Linked DNA regions of Mus musculus: all the other regions are linked to region 3. The links are chromatin loops, found by intact Hi-C in ENCODE. Cell type or tissue: heart. All regions are shown on one strand.

Evidence for each region. Peaks named below come from ENCODE experiments on the same cell type or tissue, not always from the same donor. Only the 100,000 strongest peaks of a DNase experiment are listed, where the experiment ranks them.
Region 1: it touches region 3 in a loop (4-fold over the local background); 8 of 42 quality-filtered maps call a loop at or near these places.
Region 2: it touches region 3 in a loop (4-fold over the local background); 11 of 42 quality-filtered maps call a loop at or near these places.
Region 4: it touches region 3 in a loop (2.8-fold over the local background); 11 of 42 quality-filtered maps call a loop at or near these places.

The regions. Positions count from the first base shown.
Region 1 is chr9:50,666,976-50,674,975 of GRCm38, forward strand. Dixdc1 (DIX domain containing 1) reads right to left here. Exons shown (of 20, transcript NM_001374656.1): 18 at 2,475-2,580; 19 at 685-793. Among named protein-coding and RNA genes, the nearest start is that of Dlat, 11 kb to the left of the region's middle. In heart, CTCF peaks have their summits at 3,906 (motif pointing left) and 7,990 (motif pointing right); no DNase peak of the experiment used is centred here.
Region 2 is chr9:50,589,778-50,597,777 of GRCm38, forward strand. It overlaps Sdhd (succinate dehydrogenase complex, subunit D, integral membrane protein), which reads right to left. Exons shown (of 4, transcript NM_025848.3): 4 at 6,563-7,473. The coding sequence ends at 7,308. Among named protein-coding and RNA genes, the nearest start is that of Sdhd, 10 kb to the right of the region's middle. In heart, a CTCF peak has its summit at 3,952 (motif pointing left); a DNase peak (open chromatin) is centred at 7,394.
Region 3 is chr9:50,459,672-50,467,671 of GRCm38, forward strand. No RefSeq gene overlaps it. Among named protein-coding and RNA genes, the nearest start is that of Gm32462, 22 kb to the right of the region's middle. In heart, a CTCF peak has its summit at 3,450 (motif pointing right); no DNase peak of the experiment used is centred here; H3K4me3 peaks cover 473 bases; H3K27ac peaks cover 634 bases.
Region 4 is chr9:50,600,496-50,608,495 of GRCm38, forward strand. Sdhd (succinate dehydrogenase complex, subunit D, integral membrane protein) reads right to left here and starts at 3,354. Exons shown (of 4, transcript NM_025848.3): 1 at 3,243-3,354; 2 at 53-169. The coding sequence starts at 3,294. It overlaps Timm8b (translocase of inner mitochondrial membrane 8B), which reads left to right and starts at 3,406. Exons shown (of 2, transcript NM_013897.2): 1 at 3,406-3,544; 2 at 4,438-4,825. The coding sequence starts at 3,461. The coding sequence ends at 4,605. Nkapd1 (NKAP domain containing 1) reads right to left here. Exons shown (of 6, transcript NM_212449.2): 6 at 4,745-7,441. The coding sequence ends at 6,937. In heart, a CTCF peak has its summit at 3,517 (motif pointing right); a DNase peak (open chromatin) is centred at 3,316; H3K4me3 peaks cover 3,930 bases; H3K27ac peaks cover 2,471 bases.

The DNA.
Region 1 (8,000 bases), 210 kb after region 3:
TGCGCCATTGTCTGTTATACATGTGAACTGCTTCTTGATTCTGATTTTACAGGGGGTTATAGTTAAGAGAGCACCTTGAATCTCCAAAAAGATATTGAACTTTGGACTTTACTTTTAAAGTGTTGAGTCCGTGACAGACTGTGGACTTTTGAAGTTGGACTGAATGCATTTTTGCATTATGACATGGTTACAAACCTATGGGGGTCAGGGAGTAGAATGGTGATTTTAATAAGAAGTGTTCCCCATAAACTCTTATGTTGGAATGCTTAGACATCAGGGGGTCTACTTGGCACTACTTGGGAGAGATTAGCAAAGGTGGTCTTGTTGGGGAAAGTTTGCCTTTGGGGATGGGCTTTGAGGTTTCAAAGGCCCAAGCCAAGCCCAGTGTCTGTCTGTCTGTCTGTCTGTCTGTCTGTCTGTCTGTCTCCTGCCAGAACAGCAGAACTCCAGTTCTACCACTCAGTAGAACTCTCAGCTCCTTCTCCTGCACAATGTCAGCCAACACCATGTCATGCTTCCCACATGATGATAATGGACGGAACCTGCTTTCTTTTCTAAGAGTTGCCTCAGTCACGGTGTCTCTTCACAGCAATGGAACACTGACTAGGGTGGGAACTCAGGTATTTCTGGGAGCTAATTCAGGAGTGACCAGTAACACTCCCAGCTTGCTCCTGGATTCTGTACCTCTTCTTTGACTGTGCCAAACTCGGGATCCAGTGCTTTGAAGTGGTATCGGTGATTCCCTTCCCGATCAATAGCTGCTTTAAAATCCTTCAGTGTCACCTCCCCCAACCTGTAATAGAGGAGAGTGTACCAAAATAGTTTGTCAATTGATAGGCTGGGAAGGTAGTGTGTTAGTTTAAAATCCAGGTCCCAACAAAAGTCAACAGGCAGAAATAGCATGGCTTTGATACTAGGTCACGGCCCTTGATAACCAAGATAAAATAAAAGTTGGGCAACCAGTCAACACTAGGAATGAGCATGGCATTACACATCAGGTGATCCAAGAACTCAAATTCATTGCTTTTGCTGTTTTTAACCTAGAAAATAAAGTATTCAAAATAAAATTAAATAACTACTAATATTACTAAGTTTTCTCAGTTTTTCTCCTGACATAGTGGCCTAGTTTTCTTAGGCTGATAAAATTAAATCCATCAGTTTGTTTGTTTGTTTGTTTTGTTTTGTTTTGACAGGGTCTCACTCTGTAGGCCAAGCTTGCGTTGGCTTTGCTACACAGCGTAGGAAGACTTCAAATTCACCATCATGTTTCAGGGCCCCAGCTGACAGACTACATGTAAGTGCCTCTCAGCATTCCTCTGTGTTTGGAAAATACAGAAACGCCCTGTGGTGGCGCATGCCTCTAACCCCAGCACTATGGAGGCAGCAGTGAGCAGATCTCTGAGTTCAAAAGCATCCTGGACTACAGAATAAGTTTCAGGACAGCCAGGACTACACAGAGAAACCCTGTCATGGAAAACAACACCCCTCCCCCAAAGAAAACAATACAAAACAAAAATAAAAACCCTCACTTTTATCTAGTCCAAATAAGCAGACTCTAAGAGAGGAGAAACCCTAGGAAGCTCCCTTGGTAGTTGGCCAGGGTTTATTTTATTTATAAACCAGAGCCTTAAGCAATACGAGGCAAGCACGCTGTCAGTGAGCTCCATCCCTGGCCCCACGCAGCATCTTTATTCTGTACTGAGATGAACTTCTGGGACATTCTCCACACAAATCCTTACAGGTATGACTTGCCGTCACCCTTGAGTAGTAAACACCCACGAGTGGGGCCCAGGAGCTCAGGCTAGAGGTCATGGCTACCAGAAGGGGCTATTTTGAATACTTAAAAGAACAAGTTTTTCCAAACTTGTATAGCTATCAGAACAAGAAGCACAATTATTTTTCCTGTGGGCCTGGGTATGGTGGTGCATGCCTTAATCTCAACACTTGGGAGGCAGGGGCAGGTGGATCTCTGTGAGCACAGGCCACCCAGAGCTACACAGTGAGACCCTGTCTCAAAACACTAAAACAAAACAAACAACTCAAAACAACATACAGTGCTTATTCCTGTGCCTAGCAATACCTCCTGCTTGTCCACTATAATGTCACTGGTTGCTGGGTGTGGTGGTGGATGACTTTAACCTCAGCACTCAGGATGCAAGGCAGGAGGGAGTTATTAGCTGGAGGGAGGCCAGCCTGGTCTACATAAAGAGTTCAAAACCAGCCAAGGCTACATAGTAATACTTTGTCTCCAACAACACCACCAAAACCAAAATACAAACAAACAAAAAACCAACAAAAACCCAAACAAACAAACAAAACCCTGGTAAGCAGGAGGCAGAATCTCTAAGTCCTGGGCTCTGGTTTCCATACAAGCTGGCTTTCAAACACCTTCAGCTGCTCATCAGGCTGTTACTGAGGACTCTGCTTCTGTTCGGTTTGTCTTTTACAGTGAAGGAATGGCATGGACGTCTCACCTCTTTGGAATATTGACCATGAAGGGCGTGAGCGAGCGGTCGGTGAAATAGAGCACCTTAGTGCAGGTGCTGCTGACGGCTGGGGAACTCTGGGAGTGAGGCAACGCTGCAAGCAGAGACAGAGTTAGAGCGTTCCATCCCATCCAAATTCCTCCCTTCCTTTACTCAAAATGTCTCAGGAGGCTGAAGCTGCCCGAGGTCACAGCTCCTCCATCAGCCTTGCCAAAGCACCATGTTCCCAGAGCATGGCTCATGATCGTCACGAGGGCAAGAGGTGCCTCGGGCATGAGCATCATCGTGGGCCCCATTTCTCATTCAATCCAGGGATTTCTGTCAGAGGAACGCCACCTGCTCTGACAGCACTGTTACTAAAGGTCAAGAGGTCAGAGAATGTTGCCTGGCTGGATTTCAGGCGACTGAGTAGACACCCAGTAGGACCTGCAAACTGCCTACATTCAGATTTTGAAGATTATTTGCATGATTTATAAAAAGAAAGAATAATGGGGGGAAAAAAACCCAGGGAAAATGTACTATCAAAGTTCCCAAGTACTATCCCAAGGGCCTACAAAGGTGTGGTCCTGTGCTGTGCTTGGGGTTGCTGTTGTTGCTGTTGTTGTTTTGAGACACAGTCTCACTATGCAGACCCGTCTGGCTTAGAACTCATGAGAACCCAACAGATCTTGAACTCACAGAGATCTATCTGCCTAACTCTGTCTCCTGAGTGCTGGGATTAAAACTGTAGGCCACTCACCACACCTAGCCTACATTTACTTTAGTGTGGGCCTGCGTGGAGAACAAAGGACAGATCTGAGGGGTCAGTTCTCTCCTTCCACCCTGCTGGATCAAGGGCTAAACTCAGACAGTCAGGCCTGGCAGTAAGTGCCTTTACCCACTGAGCCAGCCTGCCAGACCCTCAAGCACTCTACTGGGTGATACAGATGGTTCCGGTAACACCCATCCAGTCACCAAACAGGAGCTGTACTGGTAATGGATATGTGGAGAACAGTCAGACCAAACAGCAAACGCATGTACAATCTCACCATGCTTCCCGGCACCTGTGCATTGTCAACCTCACCTTCTAAACCACAACTTAGAGTCAACAGCTGTCAGAGAAGGAGGAAGAGAGAGGAGGAAGGAGGAAGAGGAGGAGGAAGAGGAGGGAGGGGAACTTCCAGGAAAAATATGTATGCCAAACCCAAAATACCTTCATAGGAAAGGAATCTTGTACTTTGTTGTTTGTATTATTACTTTGAAAAATGCTCTTTTGCTATTAAGCTTCTCTGTGTATATGAAAATATATGAGCTTTTGAATTTATAAATGCCTTAATATCCAATAAAGCATCAGGAGAGACTAGAGAGGTGAATCGTCTCTGGCAAGAGACCTGAGTTCCCATTACCCACACTGTCCTGTTCCAGGGCTTCTGGTGCCCTCTTCTGGCCTCTAGAGGCACTGTACGTATGGTGTATACACATGCATTAAAAAGAAAACAAGGAAATCTTAAAAGATAGAGTTGGACACGGTGAGTTGGACACGGTGGTGCACACCTTTAATCCCAGCACTTGGGAGGCAGGAAGAGGTAGACCCCAAGCCAGCCAGGGCTACATAGTGAGACCTTGTCTCAAACAACAAAACGGAACTAGAGAACTAAAGATTTGCTGAAAGGACCCTGATATAGCTGTCTCTTGTGAGACTATGCCAGGGCCTAGCAAACACAGAAGTGGATGCTCACAGTCAGCTATTGAATGGAGCACAGGGCCCCCAATGGAGGAGGTAGAGAAAGTACACAAGGAGCTAAAGGGATCTGCAACCCTATAGGTGGAACAACATTATGAACTAACCAGTAACCCGGAGCTCTTGTCTCTAGCTACATATGTATCAAAAGATGGCCTAATAGGCCATCACTTGAAAGAGAGGCCCATTGGACTTGCAAACTTTATATGCCCCAGTACAGGGGAACGCCAGGGCCAAAAAGGGGGAATGGGTGGGTAGGGGAGTGGGGGTGGGTGGGTATGGGGGACTTTTGTTATAGCATTGGAAATGTAAATGAGCTACATACCCAATAAAAAATGAAAAAAAAAAGAATAAAAGTGAGTCTTGCACCAGGCCTCATATACAGCAAGTTCTAGGCCAGCCAGAGCTACATAGTGAGGCCTTTTGAAAGAAAGAAAGAAAGAAAGAAAGAAAGAAAGAAAGAAAGAAAGAAAGAAAGAAAAGAGAAGAAAAGAAAAGAAAAGAAAAGAAAAGAAAAGAAAAGAAAGCTAGCTAGCTTGATGTCATTCCCATTTTAGGAACGTTAGACTCCGTTCTTCAGTGTCATGGGGAGTAAGTACTCAGAGGGACTGCCCCCGTGAAGGGACCAGCCATGTCCTATAATCCTTCTAGAACCTTCTTTAAACTTCTAGATTCCTAGCATGTTCCAGTCCCAAAGGAGGGTGAGACACAAGGATCTAATTCCTAAGTTTGGGCTTTATAACTCATTTAGAAACCTGATCTGCTAAACCCAGAGGCCCTCTGAGCTCTACGGACACTGCCCTTCCAAAGTCTGTTGGATTTCCACTATGTTCTAGCTACTCATGGTGGGTGTGGCTGGATCTCCACTGTATACCAGCTGCCCCTAGTGGGTGTGGCTGGCAGTAGGGGGGCTTTCTTTGATCAGTATCTGCAGGGATGGGTCAATGGGTAAGAGCACTTACTGCTCTTGCAAAGGACCCAGGTTTGGTACCCAGCACCCATGTGGCAGCTAATAGGTGCCTGTAACTCCAGTTCCAGGGAATCCAATGCCCTCTTCTAATCTCTATGGACAATAGGCATACATGTGGTACAGACATATATATAGGCAAAAACACCTATACACATTAAGAAGCAAAAGATGTGACCAAATGTTATGTGTCTATTTTCTTTCTCTCTTGTAGACAGGGACTCAGGAAGCCCAGGCTGGCCTCCAACTTGCTGTGTAGCCAAGGATGGCCTTGAACTTCTGACCCTGCTGCCTCTACCTCTGAGATACAGGTGTGCAGGACCACAACTAGTTTATGCAATGCCAGGGATCAAATCCATGGCCCTGTGCACAAGAGGCAAGCTTTCTACCAAGTGAGCCACATTGTTAGGCCAATTTTTTTGTTTTCTCACCAAACTAGGAGTACTGGCTGGTTTTGTGTGTCAACTTGACACAGGCTGGGGTTATCACAGAGAAAGGAGCTTCAGTTGAGGAAGTACCTCCATGAGATCCAGTTGTAAGGCATTTTCTCAATTAGTGATCAAGGGGGAAAAGCCCCTTGTGGGTAGGACCATCCCTGGGCTGGTAGTCTTGGTTCTATAAGAGAGCAGGATGAGCAAGCCAGGGGAAGCAAGCCAGTAAGGAACATCCCTCCATGGCCACTGCATCAGCTTCTGCTTCCTGACCTGCCTGAGTTCCAGTACTGACTTCCTTGGTGATGAACAGCTGTATGGAAGTGTAAGCTGAATAAACCCTTTCCTCCCCAACTTGCTTCTTGGTCATGATGTTTGTGCAGGAATAGAAACCCTGACTAAGACACTAGGTTTCTCATAATTACTATTATGCTGGTCACAAACTAGCCATGAATCCGAGGCTGGCTTCAACCTCATCATCCTCCTGCCTCAGCTTCCATAGTGGCATTACAAGTGTGTGCGTGGGACAGGTTTAGCTATTCAGAAACAGTTTCTACGCTATTGCTCCCTCTTGGTGATTCCAACTGCTCCCATCTTAACCCGATGTCCTTTGATCCACTCTGCTCTGGCCCTGCTTTCCTGTCCCGTATTATTCCTCTCCTCGTGTTTAAATTTTGCATTTCAATCACCACATTTTTAAGTTTGTGGATTCCTTCAGTGGCTATGTTGAGTCTACTGAGGCCTATGCTGGAAACCGTCTTCAGATTTATCTGTGCTTTTATTTTTAACCCTTTTATTTTATTCCTTATAATTTGTCTCATTACTAAAATCCCTCATCAGCACATTTTTATCATAACAATGAATACATTAACCTGTTATTTATTTATAATTCCTGGTCTCACTTGGGTTTCACTCTGTTGACTGATCTGGTTCTTGGCAGTGGCTTTTTTTTTTTTTTTTTTTTTTTGCATAGGGGTGGGATGGGACTAGTATGCACAAACATGTTGAGGTCATGGATCAACTTGAAGAAATTAGTTCTTTTTTTTTTTTGAGGTGGACTCTCAGGGTTGTTTTGATTTGCATTTCCCTGATGATTAAGGATGCTGAACATTTTTTCAGGTGCTTCTCAGTCATTCAGTATTCCTCAGGTGAGAATTATTTGTTTAGCTCTGAGCCCCATTTTTTAATGGAGTTATTTGATTTTCTGGAGTCCACCTTCTTGAGTTCTTTATATATATTGGATATAGTCCCCTATCTGATTTAGGATAGGTAAAGATCCTTTCCCAATCTGTTGGTGGCCTTTTTGTCTTATTGACGGTGTCTTTTGCCTTGCAAGAAGTTAGTTCTTTCCTACCATGTAGGCCTAATAATTTGTTTTTGTTTTGTTTGTTTTTTTCAGAGCAAGGCCTCACTGTGTAGCACTGGCTGTCCTGGAACTTGCTCTGTAGTCCAGGCTGGCCCTGAACTTAAGAGATTTGTCTGTCTCTGTCTCTGTCTCCTGCCTTCTGGGACTAAAGGTGTGTGCCATCATGCGTCCAGCTGGCCCTCATAATTTTTTTGTGAGTGTCAGATATCAAGTGTTAAGGCAATAGATAATCCCAGTACTCAAGAGGCTAGGGCAGGAACAAGTACGACTGTCTCAGAGACAGGGGGAGAGAGAGAATGAGAGAGACATAGACAGAGACATACAGACAGAGAGGACATCTTTGGCTATGGTGTACTGTGTCTTCTGCCAGCACAGGAGTGGCAACAGCAACCTAGCTGAGGCTGGGCCGTTGGTTCTAAGGCCTGCTACCTCTCCTCACACTTGTGGGGCAGGCCCTTTGCCAAGTGAACTAGCCTTTGGGTCTGGAATCTTGTACTTAGCATAATGTGTTTTCAGACTTCATTCGCTTTCAAATGTGTATCAGTACTTTCTTTATTCTTTATTCCTTTCTGAGGCTGAATAATACTCCACTGTTTGCATCTATCACATGTGCCTATCAGTTGGCAGATACCCGTGTTAGTTCTTTGGGGGGGATATACCTATTACTTCCTGTGGTCATTCTGTGTTTATCCCTTGATGATTGTTTTGCCCACTATATAACCTCATAACAATGCAGAAGAGTTCCAGGCTCTCCGTGTCTTTTGTCAACACTTGTTAACTTTCCATTTTCTTGGAACCATCTAGAAGAAATGAAGTGGTGTGTCACTGTGGGGTTTTCTTTTCTTTTCTTTTCTTTTTTTTTCTTTTTTTTTTTTGAGCTAGTGATTAAATGCAGGACCTGGCCATACAGTGGGGTTTTTTTTAAGGACCTATTTTATTCTTAATTATGTGTCTTCTGTCTATATTTGTGTGGGGTGTGTGCATGTAAGTGTGGGTGCCTTCAGAAGCCAGAAGAGGGCGCTGGATCCCT
Region 2 (8,000 bases), 130 kb after region 3:
ACCCAGAGCTTGCCAGTATGGCTCATCTTATTAACCAACCTGTTCTGAAGTTCCCAGACATCCTTCTAAAGCTGGAATTACAGGTAGCTGCATGGTTCTGCAGATCCAAACTCCAGTCTCACACTTGCAAGACAAATATTTTACCTACTGAGCCACAACCCCAACTTCTGATTTTCATTTTGTTTTCTTGTTTGGTTGGTTTCTTTCTTTCTTTCTTTCTTTTTTTTTTTTTTTTTTTTTTTTGAGACAACCAACATCTCATTAAAAACCCAGGCTGACTTGGAACTCATTACCTAGGCCAGGAGATCCTCCTGCCTCAGCCTGCAGGCACAGACATGTACAACCATGTCCACCCAGCATAAATTAAACTTTAGAAATGGACGGTGTAGTGGTCATTCTTTGTTGTCAACTTAGCTACATCTGGAAATGAACTACAATTCAGAAATGGAGGGTACACCTGTGAGAGATTTATTGCTTGATTTGAGTGGGTGAACACCCACTTCTAGTCCAGACCTTTGAGGTAGGAAAACACAATTTTGATCCAGATCTTGGGGCAGGAAGATAGGTGTCTTTAAATCAGATCTTGCAGTGGGAAGATCCACCTTTAATCTGGGCCATACCTTCTGCTGGAAGCCAATAGAAGGGTATGGAAAGACACTTTCGCTCTTTGCCTGTTCGTCCTTGCCTTACTAGCAAATCCATTCCTTCACTGGCATTAGAGCCTACTTCTAAGGGATTCCAGAGTGCTGAAGACCAGCAGAGACATCCAGCCTTGTGGACTAAGAAACTTCTGAATTCTTGGACTTCCTGTTCATAGTTTGATTAATTAGACCACAGCCTGTAATTCATTCAATAAATCCCATACATATATAGAGGGGAGGATTCATTTGTAAGTTCTGCTACTATAGAGAACGCTGTCACAACTCTCTGTCCCTTTGTTTAAGAGCACAGAACTAATTCATTCCAAGTCTCCTCCAAATTAGAATTAAATTCACCCCCCCATCCCCCGCAATTTTTCCGTGTTTCTGGGTCCTTTTATAATTTTTCCCTTATAGTAGCCATTACAACACTCCCGGTAATTCATATTGGTTTTCAGCACAAAGAGGAAAGTTCCCAGCAGAACGGTGCAGCTCCTGGCCCCTACAATTGCTGAGTCCTCTGCTCATTGCCTGCAGCTGCCAAATTAAGCAACAGGCGTGGGGATCCCCAATGTCAGCAGAAATGGCCTGAAAAGAAAGCTGTGTTCACATTAGGTAGCTCTGCTCTCCCTGTGACTAACATTTTTTCATAAGCTTCTCGGGCTCTGACTCACTTCTCTATTTGAGATGTTTATTTCCTGGAACACAGTATAACACTTAATGCCATGAGAACCCATTTTCACTTTGAATGATGCTAAAATTCTGTGACAGCCAGAGAAAAGCTTCCTCCTCCTCTGCTTCATGTTTTTGTTTTGGTTTTGTTGACACAGGGTCTCACTATGTAGTTCAGGCTGGTCTCAAACTCACTCTTCTTGTGTCTGTCTCCCAACTGCTAGGATTGAGGCATGTGTCGCCACATCCTGCTGAGGCTCCCAAGTGTGGTGCAAGCATGCGTGTATGTGCATTCGTGGTGTGTGTATGTGGGGGGGAGGGGAGCTTGGGTGTTCAAGTGAGTGTTTGTGCACGTTGTGTGCATGCATGTGTGTGTTCATGGTGTGTGTGTGTGCGCGCACATGCGTGTGTGTGTCTGTGTGTGTGCATGTGTGCACAGCACAGTGAAGAAAGCACATTCCCACCTCACTTTTGTGTCTCCTCCCTTTTGTTTTTGCTCTGTGATACACTGGTTTTACCTGGGGCTCCTCCAATGGGCTTAGAACAGGGCTATCCACGGGTGCATTGCTATCCACCAATGGCAATGCCACAAGAGTTTTATTGAATAAATTTATTAGATGAAACAAAAGGACCTAAACACAGACCTATTGAATTCTTTGAGCTCCTAAGTGACTGGGGAAAAACAAAGTTTAAGTGAATCGCACAAAACTCTACAGTAAGAGCCCGGAGGGCAAAGAGCAGCGCAGACTCTATGTGGGAGTGACAGTCAGTCTGAGGGAGAGGGACTCGGCACCAAGGGCTACCAACAGAGGTGAGTCGAAGCTCAAGTAGCAAACCATCAGTCACACCCATCTCTCCCTCTCTTCTGTTTGTTTGGTTTTTGCAAGACAGGGTTTTTCTGTGTAGTCCTGGCAGTCCTGGAACTCACTCTGTAGACAAGGTTGGCAATGAACTCAGAGATCCGCCAGCCTCTGCTTCCTGAATGCTGGGACTAAAGATGTGTGCCAACACTGCCCAGCTCACACCCATCTCTTTAGAAGAACAGTCAAACCAGAAAAGGAGCTGGAAATGTTTTTTAACATGTTATACGTATGGATGTTTTGTCAGCAAGTATGTCTGTGTACCATGTGTGTGTAGCACCCCAAAAAGACCAAAAGAGTGTCTGGTTTCCCCCTGGAACTGGAGATATAGAGGGTTATAAGCTGTCATGTGTGTGCTTGGGATTGAATCCAGAGTGTCCACAAGAGCAGCAAGTGCGCTTAACCACTGAGCCATCCCTCCAATCTATCCTGTCCCTTATTCACAACATCTGAAGACATGAACTCTAACAAACAGAAAAAAAACATAAAATAAAGGGTGGAGTTGCATGCAAGAGACTGAGGTGAGTGGGCCGAAGGGAGTCTGATGTCACGCTGGGCCACACAGCTGAGCTCAGAGCCAGCCTGGACTGTGTAGCAAGACCAGTTTCAAAACAGAAATTTCAAAAAGCAAAATTAGGGGCTAAAAATGTGACTCAGTGGATAAGACCACTCACTGGTACAGTAAGAGGACCCAAGTTCAAATCCCCAGCCTCCATATAACTGCTAGAGAGGGCAGTGCATACCAGTAGCCACTGCACTGACAGGAGCGATCCTATGAGCTCACTGGGCAGCTAGCCTAGCCAAAATGCTAAGTCAAATTCAGTGAGAAACCCTGCCTCAAAAAATAAGGTGGAGAGCAGCCAAGAAAAAGACCCAGCATCCTCCTCTGGTCTCTACATGGGCACAAACATATTCCTCCTAACCCCTAAACACAGATACACAGCAACAAGATAAATCTGAATGAGTTCCACAAATACAGAGGTTGAACACAAAGAAGAAAAACCATGTTCACCACTAGACAAAGACACAGATCCAAGGCCATTGATCACACTATTACTTATGACAGAAAATAGATTCAAGCTAGAGGTGTAAACAAAAGGACCAGGTCCACGGATGGTGAGACCCACTGGGGAACCTCCTACAATCACCTACTCTGGAAGAGCAGCTCTATTACACAAGACTGCACGGAAGCGGAAGCGCTGACTGGCATCCGCAGATGCAGATAGGTGTGGCAATGGCGTGGCAGTGCAGTGACGTCATCCAAGACTCAGGCTCCTCTGTGCATGTCCTCTTTAGCATCCTGACTGGTGCTCACAGTGATACCTCTCTCAAGTTCCTTCTCTCATAGATAAAACTATTTTAAAGCAGAACGGAGCTCGAGGACATGAGAGTGAGAGAGAGAAAGGGAGAGAGAAAGAGACAGAGAGAGAGAGAGGGAGAGAGAGAGAGAGAGAGAGGTCCGAGGAAATAGAAGCGGAGGTAGAAAAGCCACACTTAGTAGAGTAAAAGTACAAGCTATACTTAGACTGTATCTACTCTGAAGAACACACCAAAAAGAGAATTGGTGCCCTCGGCCTTTATTCCTTGTAATTATTACCTTCTCCGCAGCCCAGAGTGACAATGTGCCTCTGGCATGAAAGCAATATCCCATCCTTTCAGGCCAACCAAGGAGAAAATCCATCCTAATACTACTTGGGAGGCTGGATGGCCCAGTGGTTAAGAGCACTTGCTCCTGTACCAGAGGACCCAGGTTGGTTCCAGACTCAACCTTCTGCAGCCCCAGTTCCAGAGATAATCTGGTGCCCTCTTCTGGTCTCCATGGGCACTGCATTTAGTGTGTGTGTGTGTGTGTGTGTGTGTGTGTGTGTGTGTGTGTGTGTGTGTGTGTGTGTGTGTGTGTACACTTCTGCACGCACACACGTGCATGCATACACACATAGAAGAAATAACTGCATCAGATCCTCTGTGTACACATTATGGCTATTAGGTTGGTGTTTTTGTGAGCCTCTTAACAGTAGGAACGGGTGTATCTCTGACACTTTTGCCTGTTCTTGAGACTCTTTTCCTTCTATTGGAATGCCTTGTCCCAGCCTCCACTAGGATTTTTGCTTTGTCTTATTGTAGCGTGTTTTGTCCGTCTGGCTAGCCTCCCTTGGAGGGAGAAAATGGAGGGGGACTGGATCTAGAGGAGAGCTAGGAGAAGGGGAGGGAGGGGAAACTGCGGTTAGGATGTAGTCTATGAGAGAAGAATCTATTTTCAATTTTAAAAGCTTAAAGAAAAAAAAAAAAGATCTGGCTTCGGGACAGGGAGATGGCTCAGCGGGTGAGGTGCTTGATTCTGAGCCTGTTGACCTGAGTTGGGTCCCCAAAACTCACACGGTGAAAAGAGCTGACTCCTGCAGGGTGCCTTCCGACCTTCACAGGAGTGTGTTCCTCCCTGCATCTGAGCACATACAAGATAAGTGGCGCACGCCTTTAATCCCAGCACTCAGGAGGCAGAGGCAGGTGGATTTCTGAGTTCGAGGCCAGCCTGGTCTACAGAGTGAGTTCCAGGACAGCCAGGGCTACACAGAGAAACCCTGTCTCAAACAAACAAACAAACAAAAAGTAAGTGCTTAAGAATTCTTTTTTTGGCTCACTGTGTAGTCAGTTGAGGGCCAGTCACTCTGTGGCTGGAACTCTGGAGTGCCTATGGCACTGTCACCATTTAATCCATCTCACGCTTTAGCTCTGTGGTGGGGAAGGAGTCTCTAAAGCACTGCAGCCCGCACTTCTTGGAGCTCTGCACTTTACACTCGCTGTCGCCAGTTTGCTGTTAGCCCTGTGGTCACTTTGAAGCTCCTGCCTTTGGGTCATGTTTAACCTTCCAATTGGTTACCAACTGTGTAGCCTATACACTGACTCTTAAGGCCAACGCTGGCTCACTTTGAATCTGGCCACAGAAAGCCAGCACTTAAAAAAACAACAACACAAAACCCATACAGGGAGCTGGCAGGCTTTCACCACAGCACCTGAACTCTGCCTTGGTAGTCTGTAATTAGTTACTTATTATGTATTGTTTGCATTGCATGTGCTTATGCAGTTTGTAGGGTAAACAGTGGGTCATTTCACCTCCACCCTGTGGGTCCCGAGGCTCAAATTCAGGCTGTCATGCTCAGCAGTTAAATAACCTCACCTGCCGAGCCCTCTCGTCCTCCTGTATCTTTTTTATTATATCAGCTTTTCCTTTTAGTGGCGTGTGGTTCATGTGTGTCACAGCACAGCTGTAGAGATCAGGGAACAATGGGAGTCACCTTCCCACCACGTGAATCCCTGTCAGGCTTGGCAGCAGGTGTCTTTACCCACTGAGCCATCTCTCCGGCCCCTTTTCCAAGCCCGTGAGCTCTGATCATGCCGCCTGACATACTGATACAAATGGTTGCCCTTTCATGGAAACCCTTCCCGGCCTTGCCGCCCAGGCCATCCTCCGGGAGTGAAATGTACAGTGTGGTTCATCAAGGCTCACAGTCAGCGCACCCAGAACACAGACTGAGAAAGCTTGGCACTCACCCGAATGATAGCACAGTTCTAACCCCTACCACTCCACCTTCATGCTTAAGCTGCCCGTTTCTGCCCATCATGAGCCCTTTCGTCCCGTGGCATTCTATGTGAACTACTCATTTGCTAAGTCACACAAAGCTAAACTCAGTTCTAATTCCCAATTGTGGATGTACTTACTTTTAATTATTGTTTTTTGGGTTTGTTAAGTAAGGGTCTCACTCTGTAGCTGGCTTGGAACTTACTGTGGTCTACGTTGGCCTCAAACTCCCAGCAATCATCCCCCAGACTCGCAGAGAGTGGGATCACAGGCATCTACCACCATACCTGGCATAACCCTGGTTTTTTGTTGTTGTTGGGGTTTTGTTTGTTTTTTGTTTTTTCGAGACAGTGTTTCTCTAAGTAGCCCTGGCTGTCCTGGAACTCACTCTGTAGCCCAGGATGGCCTCAAACTCAGAAATCCGCCTGCCTTTGCCTCCCAAGTGCTGGGATCACAGGCATGCGCCACCACTGCCCGGCATAACACTGTTTTAATGAATAAAACTACAGCCTGCCTGGCAGGCCACTACTCAGGCTAGTCAGATGGCTTGAGCCCAGGATTTTGATGCTAGCCTGGGCAACAAACTAAGGCACCATTTGAAACTAGAACAAAACAAGTGAGTTTTGTGGTTTCACAACTGTAACTCCAGCACTTGAGGGGCAGAAACAGAAAGATTGCAAAGTTTGAGGCCATCCTGGTCTACCTACAGAGAATTTCAGATCAGTATGAGCTTGTAAGAGTCTATTTCAAACATGTAAGCACCAACCAAAACCCAAATATTAGAGAATACTAGCACATAAAAAAAAAGTACAATGTATTTTCATTATATAATATTTTATTTAAAAATTTTGTTTTTTCAGAGTACACTTTCTTTCTCATTAACAACTCCCACGGTGGGAAGACAGTTTATCACTTAGTCTTATACTTTTGGACAGCTCACTTCTGCACAATTGAGATACATTTGAAGAGTAGTCTGTTTGCAATCTGTCATATTTTAATCCACAAACAAGGAGAACTCCCTAAATTGAACTTGTCTAAATCCAGCTTTCCTCAACCTCCTTCCTAAGACTTAGACAAATTAGTCATTGAGAGCATCTCCTGATTAAATGTTCCCTAGAAGCAGAGCCATCAACAGAGCTGGTGTCACCTGAACAAGAATGGGAGGTTCCAAAGGGAATACTTTCGAGCTTCATGCAAAGTCTAACTCAGGAGGGAACAGGCCTCCCTCCTGGCTGAAGAGATGCTCTTATCCTGACAGCAATCAGCTGGCTCTCCTTAAGAAATGGTGGTCAAAGGCAACATGAGCTCATGAAATGTTCAGTCTCACCGCGAGGCTGTGAGCTAGTGCCCACACTCAGTGGAGTATGGAACACAGACTCACGAATGGTCGAACCTAACTCCTCAAACCTCTTCCTCAACAAATAAATTCTGAAAATAACCATGTAATTAGAAGACATTCTGCCCACCAATGGGCTTATCCTTCATCCCCCCTCACTGCGAGGTGAACGGCATTGGTAAAGCAGAGGCAAGGAGGCACACAATCAAAGTGCTGCACCCAGGTCAGAGCTTCCACAGCATGGCAACCGCTCTGCAGATGCCGACATCGTGGTAATTGAAGTAGCAAAGCCCAGCAAAGGTCAAAGCTGAGAGTGCCAAGAGGCCTGCCCTGGCAGCCTTCGGCAGGGTGTCCCCATGAACGTAGTCGGTAACCACTTGTCCAAGGCCCCTAATGAAAAGTCAAACACAAGGGCAGTTAGAGGCCATGCAGACAAGTTAAGTACCCCACTCACCCAAAAGAATACAAAACACCCCAAAATACAAAGTCTCTACCTATGAATACTCCAACAACTGTTTGCTCTCACAGGGATCTTGTACAGCCACTCCACAGGTGGAATTATTTCTATGCTTTGACATAACAGCCCAAGCAACTCACAGTTAAAAAATGGAAACCAAAATGCAATAGAGTTGCTAATAGCCCAGCAGTGGTAGTTCAAGCCTTTAATCCCAACACTAGGGAGGCAGAGGGAAGTTTGAGACCAGCCTGGTCTACAGTGAGTTCCAGGATGGCCAGGGCTACACAGAGAAACCTTGTCTCAAAAAGCAAGCAAACAAACAAAAAATTGAGTTGCTAATAATGTAATAAAGAGATCTCATCCTGTGAATTTACATTTCCAGGAAACTAAATGTGCCTCTATCTGTAAAAATCTTCTTTTCATTTTTAACTACAGCAAATGTTTTACAGAGTGTCACTCG
Region 3 (8,000 bases):
TTGCTGGATCCAAAGTGTCATTCGACCTGTGTTTTCTGGTGACTGTAGGGAAAACCCCATTTCCTTCCCCTTTTCACTTCCCTTGGCTCTAGCCTTCTTTCTTTCTCCTCCCTTTTCTCCCCCCTCCCCCACCCTCTTTAAGCAGAGCTCTCACTACCTCACTGTGTTTCTCAGACTGGCCTCAAACTCTTGGACTCGAAGTATCCTCCTTTCTCAGCCTCCAAAGTAGGCCAGCATCCTCTTTGGTCCTTAAAGACAGAGACACCTGAACAAGTCAAGGGTCTCTAACATGACATGGCTGTTGCCCTTCTGCCTCTTCCTCTTTCCCATTTTAGGACACTGGTGGTTGTGTCAGGACTCCCCCAGTATCTTTTCAGATACTCTGATTTCAGATATTCTGATAGACCCACTAGCATCCAACACCTTCACAGGTTCCAGGGATTAGAAAGAGGCCATCGCATGAGGTCATTATTCTGTCTACCACATACAACAGTCTCCAACACTGTTTAGGATTAACCACCAAGCCATGGTCAGCATATTCCAAGGAATATTTCCTCCCTGGAGAATACCTTGGGTTTCCTCTTCCTTTTACGTTTTCCTTTGCAAATCGTCTCCACACAGTGAAATCCTCACTGAAGAACAAGCTACACTCATGGTGGTCACAAGCACTGGGCAACTGGTTCAGTGCCCAGAGGCACTTGGGAAGGCTTGGGTGCAAGGGCTGAAGGCCAGCCCAGGCTCAGCTCTCCACACTGCTCACTGTGCTTCAGCCAGCAGAAGGGAAGCTATCATGCTCAAAGGGACTAGGCTTTTTCTAACACATCTGGCCAGGGGGGACATATAGAATACTTCAAACTTTTCCCCTCACCACACCATTCTCTAACTCACTGGGTCCCATGCTTCCCATTTATTATAATGTTGTACTGGCTGGCTTTGTGTCAACTTGACACAGGCTGGAGTTATCACAGAGAAAGGAGCTTTAGTTGGGGAAATGCCTCCATGAGATCCAGCTGTAAGGCATTTTCTCAATTAGTAATCAAGAGAAAAGGGCCCCTTGTGGGTGATGCCATCCCTGGGCTGAGAGTCCTGGGTTCTATAAGAGAGCAGGCTGAGCAAGCCAGGGGAAGCAAGCCAGTAAGTAACATCCCTCCATGGCCTCTGCATCAGCTCCTGCTTCCTGCTTGAGTTACAGTCCTGACTTCCTTGGTGATGAACAACAACGTGGAAATGTAAGCTGAATAAACCCTTTCCTCCCCAACTTGCTTCTTGGTCATGTTTGTCCAGGAATAGAAACCCTGACTAAGACAAATGCCTTATACATATTTACTATTATAACACTTGTCAAAATGTATCAGCTTCAATGTCCTCTTGGTTGCCTGGGGACCCGGATGTGTAAAACTGTTACCATGTGTATTTAAATAAGCTTAGATCAGCACTTGTCAGATTGTTCCCATTTCTCCGCATCAAATTGTTCACTATTTCTCCAACAAGGCTACGGAGCAGCATCTGCATACATGGCCTGGTAATAGGTGTTAGGGACAAATGGTAGCATCCAAGGAAGCAAACAGTGAGGGCTTGCATCCTACAGGGTACAAATCTGCTCCTCAAACGAGTGTAATCTAGCACGGCTCCCTCGGCAGCTGCTCAAATCAGGAAATTCTGAAAGAAAAAAAAAAGAGAGAGAGAACTTGGGGAAAGATGATCCTTCAGCTTGGTAATTTTTACTTTTTATTTTTACTTTTTAAATTATGTATGCATAGTGGGTGAGTGCAGGTGCCTAGAAAATCCAGAAGAAGGCAACAGATCCCCTGGAACAGGAGTTAGGGGTTTCAGGAACTGGACTCAAGCCCTCTCCTCTGCAAGTGCAGTACGTGTTCTTAAGTACTGAGCCGTCTCTCCAGACCCAACTTGATGAATTTTTTTAAGTGAATTCAACACAGTATATAAAATGCAGTGGTTTGGAGCTCTAATGTCCTTCAGACCCAGGCTCCTGGTTATCCTCACAGTATCTTGAAGATTTCTTCCCCTGTGTAATGGGAGCAAATTCTTAGAGTGGGTTTGTGAGGACCTGGCAAGTCAGGCCTCCCAGCAAGGGTCTGAGGCTGAGACAAGGAGGGGCTGGGAGGGGTTGCTTCTCTTCCATCTCTTTGAGAGCCACAAGGCAGCAGCATCCTTTCTGGAACCAAGTAGGCTCCTTCAAGGCAAGGTGATGTTTCACAAGGTTCACATGATAACCACAGTTCACAGAAGCAGGCCACAGGAGTGAACACTGTATGGGGGATTAGGGGAGATTAAGGAGAAATCCAGAGATGGCTCAGTGGGTAAAAGGCCTGATGACCTGAGTCTCAACCTCGATTCCATAGCCAGATGTGGTGTCTCACATCTGTAATCCCATCTCTCCTGAAGTAAGACTGAAAGTGGAGACAGCAGAATACCTGGAAAGTCGTGGGCCAGCTATGAGTTTCAGTAAGAGATGGGCCACCAGAGTAACAGGAATAAGAATTACCCTGACTCAGCAAGGTAGAAGGAGAAAAGAGACCCCTGAAATTTGTCCTTTGACCTGCCATTGCCTGCCAAACACACACACACCATATTTACACATCATACATACCATACATACACACATCATACATAGCACAAACAGTGCACACACACACACACATACCACACGCACAAACATAACATACATAAACATACCACACACACACACACACACACATAAATAAAAGTGTATTCTAAAGAAAAGAAAAAGAAATCTGAGAGAAGTCAGCCTGCAAACCACTGAGAGGACACAGGGAAAGGTCATGGGTGCCTACAGCTGCTTCTCTAAGCAGAGGTAGACCGATAGCCAAGAGTTGCAAGGAGGAACTTGGTTGCTCAATACAGGAATCGTTGGAACGAGAGTTGATCGGGCTGACGCAGGCCATCATTTGGGTGTGAAATAGATGGGGCCTGTGATGGGAAATCATGGTTGTCAACTTGGCTGCATTACAACCAAGCTATCACAGACCCACACCTCTGGGTGGGTGTGCCGGTTCCGGAGAGCAGTTAACTGAGGGGGAGTTTCACCTTAAATGCGGGTGGTGCGCAGGAGTCGAAGGCCTGGAGAGAAGGAAGAAGGAAAGGAGCTGGCGCAGGCCGCGAGGGCATTCCCCTTCCTCTGCTTCCTGGTTGCCTGTGGCACAAGCAGGTCGGCTCTGCCACCTGCAGCGCCCCACTCTCTTGACCTTCTGAAGCCCCGAGGCAAAACAAATCCTTCCTCTGTCGGCTACTTCATCGTAATTAAGCAAAAGTAACTAGTAAAAGTAACCAATACAGGACATAAGTGGGCTTTGGCTGGATTTTGAGGGAGTTTTTTGTTTGTTTTTGTTTTTGTTTTTGTTTTAGCTCTGAGAAGTGATCTGGAGCCCATTCTTGCCTGGGTCTTCATAGGCCGTACTACTATCTGCCACCAGGGGGCACAGGTGCTCCAAAAGAAGCAGTTGCTGTAGGGTTTTTGTTGTTTTGTTTTTTTCTTTTTTCTTTTTTTTTTAACTCATTTATTTTATGTGTGTGGATATTTTGCCCACATGCATATGTGTGCACCACACGCATGCCTGGTGCACACGGTAGTCCAAAGAGGCTGTCTTATTCCTAGAATAAGCACCAGCCAGCCAGCCATGTTAACTGCTTTGGGTTCCCTCCCATGACAGAATCCTCCTGTTAAGTATAACAGCCAGCAGCAGCAGCAGATAAACCGAAGAAATGAGTTCAAGGAAGCAGCCTGCAGTGTGTTGAGGATGTTTGAGTCATAAATGAAATGGACCCAGTCATACGGAGTCATATGAAGGTGAACTACCTATTCGCAGCTGGCACAGCTGACTGCTGGAGCAGCATCCGTTGGCTGAGCCCACCCACTCAGAGGACCAGAAACACACGGAACCAATCCTGGTGGCTCATTTCTATTGGGGGGCATAGCCAAAGAAGCATGGCCCTAACTGAGAGCCTTTGAAGCTGTTGACTGGGCAAACATCATTCTCTTCCTGGAATAACTGGAGGTGGGGTGCAGCATCTGCAGGAGAGGGCAAAACTGGGTCCAGCGTTCTCAGTAGGAGGTAGTGCAAACATTTCCTCCAAGCCATAGATACCGAGGAACCAGCTTCTTGTTTGCAGCTGCATGGTGCAGCATGGCAGGTTTGCTCTCTGGACATGATGGGTGTTGAGGGCACAGGGCAGGGGACAGCCCTGATTGTCAACCAGGATTGTCTGCTGCAGCATTGCACCAACTTCTGTGGCTTCCTACAGGAGCAAACTACTTTTCTGAGAGGTTCATCTAAAAAGAATCCAACTGAAGCAAGTTGACCCTTCTGGCTTAGTACCCAATAATAGAACACGCAGATTTTTTTAAAAATTAATTTTGGAAAAGAAAAAAATGTCATTACATTTAGCCGGGCAGTGGTGGCACGCGCCTTTAATCCCAGCACTTGGGAGGCAGAGGCAGGCGGATTTCTGAGTTCGAGGCCAGCCTGGTCTACAAAATGAGTTCCAGAACAGCCAGAGATACACAGAGAAACCCTGTCTCGAAAAAACCAAAAAAAAAAAAAAAAAAAAATTGTCATTACATTTAAAAACAAAATAGTTTTTAAAATCTCTAAAGTGCCCGGGCCTGGTGATAAATACCTTTAATCCTAGCACTCAGGAAACAGAGGCAGGAGGATCTCTGTGAGTTCAAGGCCAGCCTGGTCTACAACATGAGTTCCAGGATAACCAAGTAGAAAGATCCTGTCAAAAAAAAAAACAAAAAAAAAACAAAAACAAAAAAACCCAAAAACCTCTACACTGGTCATAACTGGAGTAGTAGCTGATATTTTTAAGGTAGGGCTAGAAAGATGCTCAGTGGTCAAAGGTCAAAGGTCAAAGCTGTTCCTCGGAGGACCTGAATTCAGATCCCAGCTCTGACATCTCTCTGCTCACAACCATCTAGAGCTCCAGCTCCAGGGGATGTGATGCCCTCTTCTGCCTTCTGAGGGAGTCCAAACTCAGGAATGCCTACTTTACATATATACATAGCTTTAATAATAAAATAAATGAATACATAGAATAGTCACCACAGAATCTCCCAGAATCCAACCACAGAGTCAAGGAGTTAAAAGTGTAAACGATGGAATTGAGCAAGATTGTGCACATCTATGGTCCCAGCACTTGTGAGGCACAGGCCATCCTGCTTTATCTGGACTACATGGTGACCCCCAAGCCTCAAAAGAGAAGAAAAGAAAATCTAAAAGGGGCAGGTGGATTAAGAGTCTCTTAACCATCCCGTAGAAGTTCCAAAAGAAGCTGGAAGGAAGATTGAATGTCTTTCTGCCCACTTCCAATCCACTAGCAGATTTTCTTGCCTAGCCCTTCAAAATGCACTCCATGTTGGACAAGTCCTTCCCACCTCAACTGCCCCTCTGATCTCTGCCACCACCATCTCTGACATCTGTGTGATACCAGCCTCTTATAGTCTGGGGTCCACACAGAAGCCAACGTGGTCACTTAGAAACATAATTCTGGCCACAGCTCTCTTCTCTAAGGCCTCAAACACTGTTCTCACGTTAGAACAAAGTCTGGGTCTATTCATAATAGTTAAATTCTGATTTTAGGGACTCACGAGATGGCTCAGCTGTTAAAATTAACAGCTGTCTTAGTTAGGGTTTTACTCTTGTGAACAGACACCATGACCAAAGGCAAGTCTTATAAAGGACAACATTTAATTGGATCTGGCTTATAGGTTCAGAGATTCAGTCCATTATCATCAAGGCAGGAACATGCAGCATCCAGGCAGGCATGGAACAGGCAGAGCCAAGAGTTCTACATCTTCATCTGAAGGCTGCTGGCAGAATACTGGCTTCCAGGCAGCTAGGATGAGGATCTTGAAGCCCACACCCACAGTGACACACCTACTCCAACAGAGCCACACATTCTAATAGTGCCAAGCATATACAAACCATAACACTTCCTTAGGACCTGGGTTCAACTTCCAACTCACATGGTGGCTCACAACTGTCTGTGACTCCAATAACAGAGGATCCAATGCCCTCTTGTGTCCTCTGCAAGCACCAGGCACATGGTCACAGCCACACAGGCCAATGAAACAACCATACACAAAATAATAATAATAATAATAATAGTAGTAGTAGTAGTAGTAGTAGTAAAATTCAAAGGTACTTGATTGTCTACTTGGTTGGATTGAGAGTGGCTGTAGTATAACCATAAGGGTGAATCCAGATAACTAAATTAGAAGGCTCTGGCCTAATAAATGGTTTAACCCACTGTTGAATTGAAAATTCGAATGAATTTAGGAACCATTGAAACTGGAAGTCAGGAAGTAGTTGGAAGAAGTCAGTCACTGAGGACATGTCATAAGGGGCTTGGTGTCACCTTGGCCCCTTCCGGTTGCTTTTCTACTCTGAACCCTGTCTGCTATAATGTGACAATCTCCCAGGTCCTTCCCGCCGCGGTAGACTGAAACCGTGAGTTAAATAAATCATTCCTCTTTTACATCATTGTGCTGAGGTATATGGTCACAGCAAGACAAAAGTAACTAATACACTATGCTCTCCGGTTCCATCCTGGTTCGGCTGAGATAAGCATTCCCACTCCTCTGGTCTAGCCCACTGAGGCCCAGCTCTAAAGCTCTGACTTCCGGGCTGCTCCTCCAACCAGCACTGACTTCCGGGCTGCTCCTCCAGCCAGCACTGAGTCTCCATCTTAGGGTGTACGCCATTGGCTTTCCTCTGCCTGGAAAGAAATAGCCTCCAAATCACCGCAAGAGTTCCCTTGGGTCACATACCCCGTCACCAGAGAAGACTTTCCTGTTCTGTGTAAACAGCCCACCCCAGGTCCTATCACTGGCATTAGGAATCAGAAAATGACAGAATGGCCTCTTAAGTAAATGCTGTTGCTCGAAATGGTTACCCATAGAAGAAAATATCAGAGTCTTCTCGGCTATAATTACCAAACACAAAAATAAATCTCTGATAAGTTCAAGTGAAATTTCTAAATTTTAAAAGAAAATGGGGAGAGGAGACCGGGGTTCAGCTCAGCTATAAAGCGCTGGACTGATGCACAAGGCCCCAGGTTCCATTTCCAGCGCCATATAAACCAGGCTCTACAGTGTGCACCTATAGTCCTGGGTCAGAAGACCTCAACTTCATCCTGGGCTACACAAGACCCTGTCTACAGAGATTTAAAGAAAGAAATGGCTTTCTAAAACATCATTAGAGAAAAAAATTAACTCAGAACAACACTGACTATAGAAATAAAGGTTAGAAATATGATTTGTGTGGGAAAGAAAATGCTTATTCCAAAATATATGCCACAAAGAAAAAGAAAAAGAAGTCAGGTGATTTAATTTTTTTTTTACAATTTCATACATGAGTACTGTTTTTACATCATCTCCTGCCCCTTTCTCTCCAGCTCTTCCTGTGTCCACCCTACTCCCTCACAAATTCATGACTTTTTCATTGGCATTTTTATACATACATCAAACATACACTCACACACACATCTATATGTTTAACAATACTAATATACATTTGTGTGTGTGTGTGTGTGTGTGTGTGTGCATGTGTTCATAAGCTACTGAGTCCATTCAGTGTTGTTCTGGCTAGCAACAGGCTTTTACAAATTATCCACATTTTAAAGAGAGGTATAACTCACAAAAGTTTAGTGTTTCATATCCAAGTAGAATAATAAACAAAGGTATGTGCCTTGTAAAACAGGAACCCAAACTACAACATCATCTGGCAGAGAACATATAAGGCATGCATTCATTTACTCGAAGGAAATTCGCTTTAGACAATAAGATCCTACTTTGCACAGGCTTTCTGAAAATTAAAGTCTGACAGTTTCAAGAATTAACAAAGCCGTGGAGTGCTACAGTCACCTCTGGGAGGAAGTGGCATTGAACCAGGGACCTGGAAACTGAGAAGCCTTCGATTCGAGAAGCTGGGGGAAGCACTTCCAAGAAGCTTTGG
Region 4 (8,000 bases), 140 kb after region 3:
GCTTAGAATAATAAATAGAACTCCTGACAAAGCTGAGGCAGAGAGGACATACAGTGGTGGCTTGGTGACAGGTGAATGTGCTGGGTACCACACCGTCCTTGGGTAGGCTGGTCCTGGAGAAATGCTGACACATAAGCGGGTCTGACCACCCGGCTTCGGAGTAGGAGAGCTGAGGGAAGAAAGACAGGGCTCGTAAGTGCTTCCTAACGGGACCATGAGCAGGCATGACAATGAATACATTTTTACTTTAAAGGATGTATTTTAATATGCACGAGTGTCTTACCGACATGTAATATCTGCGTACCATGTGCATGCCTGGTATCTGCAACATCCTTCTTTATAACTAGAGTTATATCTGCCCTAGACCTGGAGTTATAGTTATAGCCACTATGTGTGTTCTGGGAAGAGAACCCAGGTTCTCTGGAAAAGCAATAAGTGCTCTTAACCTAAGAGCCATCTTTCCATCCCAAACTTTATTTAAAAAAAAAAAAAAAAATCTGTACTGGGGACGTAGCTCAGTTGCTTGCCAAGCATTCATGGGGTTTATTTCCAACACTGACCACATACACGCAGGCACTGGAGAGGCAGGAGCAGAAACTCAAGGTCAGCCTCACCTACCTATGGGGTCTGAGATCAGCATGGGGTCACATGAGACCCTGTCTCAAAAATAAGCAAGGAAAATCTGCAGACTCCTACATAGAAGCTACATAACTAAAAGGCCTCACTTTCTCTACTTAAAACCTGGCGGTTCTTACGTTTACTCGCCGAGTTATCGCATTCTAACTGCATGAAGTCTGTGCTTGGCAACACAGCAAGAAACATAAGGACAAAAAAGTCTTTGCCCTCAAGATACACAATTTAGTTCAGAAAATTAACCTAGTGTCCTCTTTCTTTTCAAGACCAAATTTCATCTGCACCCTTGGAGCCTTCCTTCCTGTTTCCCTTTGGATCTTGCCTCTTGGTGAAGACAGACTGATGTTCACCCAGCCACATCAGAGATTAGCCATGGGATGATAAGCAGCTAATTTAAATAGCTGTAGAAAAGTGTTCTAGTTTGCTTTCTGTTACTATGTAAATACCATGACCAAAATCAACTTAGGGGAACAAAGTGTTTACTTCAGCTTCCGATTCTAGCTCACTGTCCAGCGTTGAGGGAAACCAGGGCAAGCAATCAAGTAGAAACTGAAGTGGAAACCACAGGGGAGCGGTGCTTACTGGCCTGCTCCATGGCTCACGCTCACTAGCCTTATTATTCAGCCCGGGCACAACTGTCTACAATAGATAGTGCTACCCACAGGGGCCTGGGCCCTTCCACATCAGTCAAGAAACTCACTCACAGACATGGCCAAGGGCTAATCCACTGGAAGCGATTCTTCAGTTAAGTTCCCTCTTTCCAACTGACTAAGTTGCATCAAGTAGGCAAAAACTAGCCAACACAGTCAACAACTGCATTTACTTCCTAACACTGCTAAAAACTAGACAAAGTAAACAAAGGTTTAATGAGCTCCCAGAATGCTAACTGCATACATACACAAATAGATAATTTAATATTTTCTCTCCTGTCTTTATTTATTTATTTATTTATTTTGAAGGCATGCATGGTAGAGTTGGAGGGGTGGAAGGTGGTTATAGGGTTTCACTGTTTGCTCTGGCTGGCCTGGAACTCTCTATGCAGACCAGGCTAGCTTCTAACTCAGAGAGTTGCCTTGCTCTTTGTCCCTTGCCCCATGACCTTGAACCTTTTGACCCTCCCATTTCCAGCACCAAGCACTAGAATCACCAGCCTGTGAAAGCAGGCCTGAGCTCGTTCTAGTCTTGCTTCTGTTAAGTGTGGCCTAAGCCATCTGCCACTTCCCAACTGTTCAGCTGTGGAACTGTTTTTCATACACCTCATGTCTGTTCCAACTAGTCATGATCGAATAACTCCACGCAGCTAATTCAAGTAATAACCAATAGCCAGCCAGGTAGTTCCCTCTATAAATCACCAAATCCTACTGACACAGCTCCTTAACACTTCCTGAGACTGCCTTCTTCTCCCTTTCCCTTCCAAGCTCAGGACTTCACCTGCCTGGCTGCCGCAGCGTGCTTATCTCATCTATCTCATCTCCATGACTTGGGTCGGAACCTCCTCTATCTCCACCAAGGTCATCCATCTACTACACTGTTACTAACCTAAGTCTAGGCTGAGGCTGAGGCTTGTATAGTCTGGCAACAGGGCACACGCTCAGCAAGCATGAGATGCTGGGCTCAAAAGGGAAAGATTGTGAGGGCAGGTGGTGCACCCCAGCTACTCTGGAGGCTGAGACAGGACAAGTTCCAGGGCAGCCTAAGCAACAACAGTAACAGCAAAAATAAACCAAGATTGTAAACCTATCAAACCTTTCGATCTTACTCCCAACCTGGGCAACAGAGAGACTGTATTTTCAAAAGAGAATAAAGTAAGTCCTGTGGCTTAGTTCCATTTTGCCTTTCTAGATTACACTTTGACTTTCACAGATATTACTGTATTTGTTCCATTTTATCGCACCCTGTGCATCTTTATAGCCCCTCACTTTGGTTTTTGCTGCTCTCGGTTACTATAGGATGTAATTCCCTGCAGAGCCAAGGCAGGTTAGTCCTTTCAAAGCAAGTACCCCAAACGTTCTCTGCACTCAATAATGTCTACATAACACAACAGGTTTTGCTTTACTTTGCCTGTAGCCCCCACACAAGAAGTTCTTCGAGGGTTGAAACTGTTTAATTCGTGTTTATATACTAGCCTCTTAGGCGCCTGGTATAGGTAAAATGCCTGGTTAAAATGATTATCGAAGCCCTGAGTGAGGGTGCACGGTTTTTATGGCAGCCCTCGGGAGCAGTCACGGGGCTCCCGGCAAGCTCTAGGTTAGTCTTGTCTACATGGCTAGATCGAGGAAGACAGCACTACACAGCAAGCCACTCAGAACAAATTATCAAACGGACTCCTTCCATCCACACTCAAATAGGAGTTTGTTTTCATATTAGCCCGGGGTCACAACCACAGTGCAGAAGCGGAAAGTACGAGCTGGGGACACCAGCCAGCACGTAAACACTTGGGCCTTTAGGCTATAGCGGTCAACGTTGCGTCCGCATAGGTGGTGCCTCGAGGGCACAAGAGCAAGTTCCCTCCTCTCAAGACGTCCCACCACCCAGCGGGCGAGCTCTAACTCCTTCCTCTCCCCTGCTTCAGCCTGCAGCAAGAACCTTTGATGGCCAAGACACCTCACCTCGAGCTCCTTGGCCACTGCAGAGAACGCCCAGCTTTAAGAGAACCGCCATGTCGCTTTCGAGGGCTCAAGGTCACTCTACAACCCGGAAACAGTTATGTAGTAAGTCCCGCCCCGCGTAAAAGAACGGTGAGGCAACCTGAAGCGTGAACCGGAAGGCAGGAGACGGTGCGCTGCCACCGCGCGTGCGCACCCCAGCGAAGCGCCTGACTCCGACAATGGCCGAGCTTGGTGAAGCGGACGAAGCGGAGTTACAACGCCTGGTGGCCGCCGAACAGCAGAAGGCGCAATTCACTGCGCAGGTACGAGGATGAGGAAGGAACAGGGGAAGGAGGGTGAGGCGCAGATCCCGGGCACTCACGGAGCTCTGGACACTGCGGCACAGCGGCCCCACTCGATCCGGGCTGCGCCTCCCGCCCCAGTGATCTACAGTGCTCAGTGCCCGGGAGGCAAGCGCTGCGTGGGAGGAAAGGGTTCGAAAACAGCGGAAAGGTTTGGGCCACAGGAGCATGCGGTTATTAGCTGGTCGCTGGTCGGGAATGGCACTCGGAATCTCTGGGTTCCGACCTTGGAGCACAGGTGCCTGGAGACAAGACACCCGTCCTCACCATGAGATCTGGGTTCGTTGTTGCCCGCTGCCTCTGCATTGGATAATGTGATGATGTATTTGTAAATGGTGATCATTATTAGAGAAAGATGAGCCCTGCAGCTATCAGTGTTGACTCATTTGGTGTGGGACAGCGTATTTCCTACTAGGGTTTTAACCGTTCAATCAAGATAACCTTGGAAGTACTGATAGCTATCAAGAACCGACAGGTTAATGTCCTGACTTCCTCTGATTTAATAGTACTGCTAGTTGCTTTGAGAATTGTGAAAGTATGAATCGTTGGTTTGAAGACAGGGTTTCTCTGTTAGCCTGGCTGTCTTGCAACTCCCTCTGTAGACCAGGCTGGCCTTAACTCTGAGATCCACCTGCCTCTGACTCCCAAGTGCTGGGATTAAAGACCTGCCCCATCATCTCTCTGCAAAAGAATGAGTTCTAATGAGAATTTACTGATCTGGGGCTGTTACTGGTGACAAAGTAAAGAAAGAGTAGTCCTGAAGTGATCCTACAATATGCTATTAAATATCACAGAATGATGAACTAAGATATCTCATACCCTAATGACTAAAAAAGGTTTTTCTCTGCCCTTAGGTGCATCACTTCATGGAACTATGTTGGGATAAGTGTGTGGAGAAGCCAGGAAGTCGGCTAGACTCCCGCACTGAAAACTGCCTCTCTAGCTGTGTGGATCGCTTCATTGACACTACTCTTGCCATCACCGGTCGGTTTGCCCAGATCGTACAGAAAGGAGGGCAGTAGGCCATACCTTAGAATGACAGAAGACCAAAAGACTTGTTACCAAGCAGATTGAATGGCCAGTGGTGAAAGACCTGCCAACCTGTCAGGTTAGCGTCAGGCAGTTACAAAGTCTGTTGGTGTTAAAAAGTAACAGAGCAAATGTTCAAAAGTGAAATTTTATTTATGGGAATTCAGTAATTCCAACTTGTATCACACCAGTTAATAAATGTGAAGTCTCCAATTCTTGTTCTTCTAAATCCCAATTTAGGATTCAACATAATCATCTCTCAGGAACACTAATACATGTTCCAGAGCTGATCGTGGAAATGGGAGAGACAGGTTTTCAAAAGTAGTCCTAAACCACTGTTAAGGGGATTAGAGGAACCATCAAAGCCTTAGCCTAAGGCATGGATTAGAACAGAAACAATTTTATTGCTTATGTGACCAAGAAAAGATAGAACAGTGCGGGGTGGTGGGGCAGGGGTGTTAAATCAGGCAAAATGTGCTTTCCCTGGAGAAAAGATATGTCTGTTGTATGGGAGGAAGGTAAGGTCAAAACTCAAACTTGGAAGTGCCTTATTCTGCAGGACAATCTTCCCGAGTCTGTGCTTAGAATCAGTACATTTGTAGCACAAAACTGCATTAAGAATGCATGCCCAAAACTACTTCCAACAAAGATATCACTTGCTTCTAGAAGGTTATGAGGTAGTAACTAGACTCTCCCTCCACTAGACCCAAGGAAAAGAATATATCATGGAATATTGGCATTTGAGTACTAAAATCATTAGTGTTTCAGTACCCCAAAAGGCTCATGGAATATTGGCATTTGAGTACTAAAATCATTAGTGTTTCAGTACCCCAAAAGGCGGCACCTGCTCATAATCAAGGGATAGGGCACATCTGGCCAACCATATATTTTAAGAACAAGCATTTTATTAGAAATATGTTCCATAAAGAGCACAAATTTAGTTATTACTATAAAATGCCACTTCATGGGATGTCAGCATTATCATATTCTATTGCTGGTGTATGTCATGCTAACCATGAAGTATCTTTGTATTACACATGCAAAGAGTAAGGCCAGGGAGGTTAACCTGCTCTAGAACTCAATCAATTAGTGGCAGAACCATGGCCCACAGTCTTGAGTTTTCATGCATTCGCTCAGTACCAAAGTGACAACCTCAAAAACAAAAACCCTGATAAATGTCACTTTATCTTTCCTCTTAATGAAAAGCCAACTGTTCTACCAGCCACTTTCCAGTGGTATTTTGGTTTCTTTTAATATCAGGATCACAGTATATAGCAGGGGGAAATAATATGTTCTTGATAATCAAAACACAAAGTCAGACTGGGAAGTGGGTATGTCCCTGAGAAGTGTGTTTCATTTTGGAATTGATTCAACTGGTTTCAGGGAAAATCTAAAATCCATTAATAGAATTAGAAATGAACAAGGAAAACAACAGGACTGGGGGTATGGCTCAATGGTAGAGCACTTGCCTAGTATATGCAAGGCCTTCGGTTCAATCCCCAACTCAGCAAAAATAATAATAATAATAATAATAATAATAAAATTTTTTTAAAAAACAGACATTTAGATGGCTGATGCCCTGAATCTCTTTGAAAGCATCATGGCAACATAACTACTTCCTAATTCTTTCCATTTGATAGATAGGACAACCAAACAATTTCAAATACAAGCCCATTTAGGCAGTATACAGCAATGGAACTAGAAAAACATTTACTATCCAGTTACTGTTATGTTTGGGTTATGCTAAATGTAGCTGTAGACCCTGGCCAGCAGGGAGATTAGGCTGAAAACCCTAGGTTCCTTAGCAGTCATCTGTAGAGATTACCATGAAGGGAAAAGGTTTGTTCTTTTAACTATTTCCTCGCTCAGTAAACTGGATGCCTATAGGGCCCAACTGCAGAAGAACCAAAGCACCAAAGCTGAAGGCAGCATGCCTCCTGTATGAATAGCACGGTCTCCTTGTCAAACCATTCTATTTAGCACTACTTCAGTCTTCCTCCTCCATCCTGGACTCTTGATTCCATCAAATCCAACATTGCAATTGGTGTGCCCAGGTCATTACTGAGTTCAGCTTTCTGGGTTCTTTAATTTGCTGTATAGGTATTCTACCCTAAGTGATTAATTGAAAAAAATAATTTTTTCAAGAAACCTTAATAAAATACCAGATTCCCTATTAACAAAAGAGGATGGAGATTAACAAGCCAAAATAGGAAAAAAGGTATCTGGGGCAGGACAACTCTGACCTCAGACGCCTGCCTGTGCTGCAGGAGTCACTGGCAACCCCCCTAACGAGTCAGTGGGAAGCAGGACTGCTGCTCTCCCACTTAGTCATCCTCCGAGCTCTCAGCAGACCTGGCGTCGGTAGCCACCTTCCAGTTCCTGCGCTTGCTTGTCCTCTCCTGTACCTCAGGGTCAGGCATGGGGACATGGACACTCTTCTCTTTCTTTTTCCGTTTGGTTTTCTTAGTATCTCTTTCCTCGATGTCCTCAGAACTGCTAGATGCAGAATCCTCTGACTGAGAAGTACCACTTTCTCCCCCTAAAGGGAAAGTGATTTTAGGAGACTTTTTCCTGGACTTTTTCTTGCTCTTGTGTGGTTGCTTCCTTTTCCTAGTACTAGAAGCTCGAGTTTCCTCTGAGAACTCACTTGAGGAATCTGCTGTTATGTCCGTAACTTCCTTTTTGTTTTTCTTCTGTTTTTTGTGTGACCGTTTTTTCTGCTTCTTCTTATGGGATTTCTTTGACTTCTTATGTTTTCGAGATTCACGGGCAGATGATTTTACCTGGGGAGATGGTTTTTTTCCATTGGTAATGTCTTGCTGATCACTACTAATAAAAAGAAAAGGCAAAACTTTTACGGAGGAAAGAAAAAGTACATTTCTATTTCATATTCTGCACTCTGGGTAAATTATTAACATCTGAACTGTAAGTCAGACTTTGAGTTGGGTATGGTGGTACACAACTATAATCCCAGCACTTAGAAAGCAGAAGCAAGCCGAGTGTGGTGGCACACGCCTTTAGTCCCAGCAGTTGGGAGGCAGAGGCCAGCCTGGTCTACAAAAGTGAGTTCCAGGACAGCCAGGGCTATATAGAGAAACCCTGTCTTGAAAACAAAAAACAAAACAAACAAACAAACAAACAAAAAAAAGCAAAAGCAAGAAAACCTCCTAAGTTAAGGACAGCTTCCTCAACATAACAAGTTCTACACCCCCAGGACTACAAAAAGACACCGTCTACATACATACATACATACATACATACATACCCAGCAAATGAGAGCTCTGATAGTTACTGTGTGACTCATCTACTACAAAGGTTTTATTTCCTCATCTTTAAAACCCGAACTTGGGCTAAGCATACTGGTATATATCTATAATCCCAATATTTG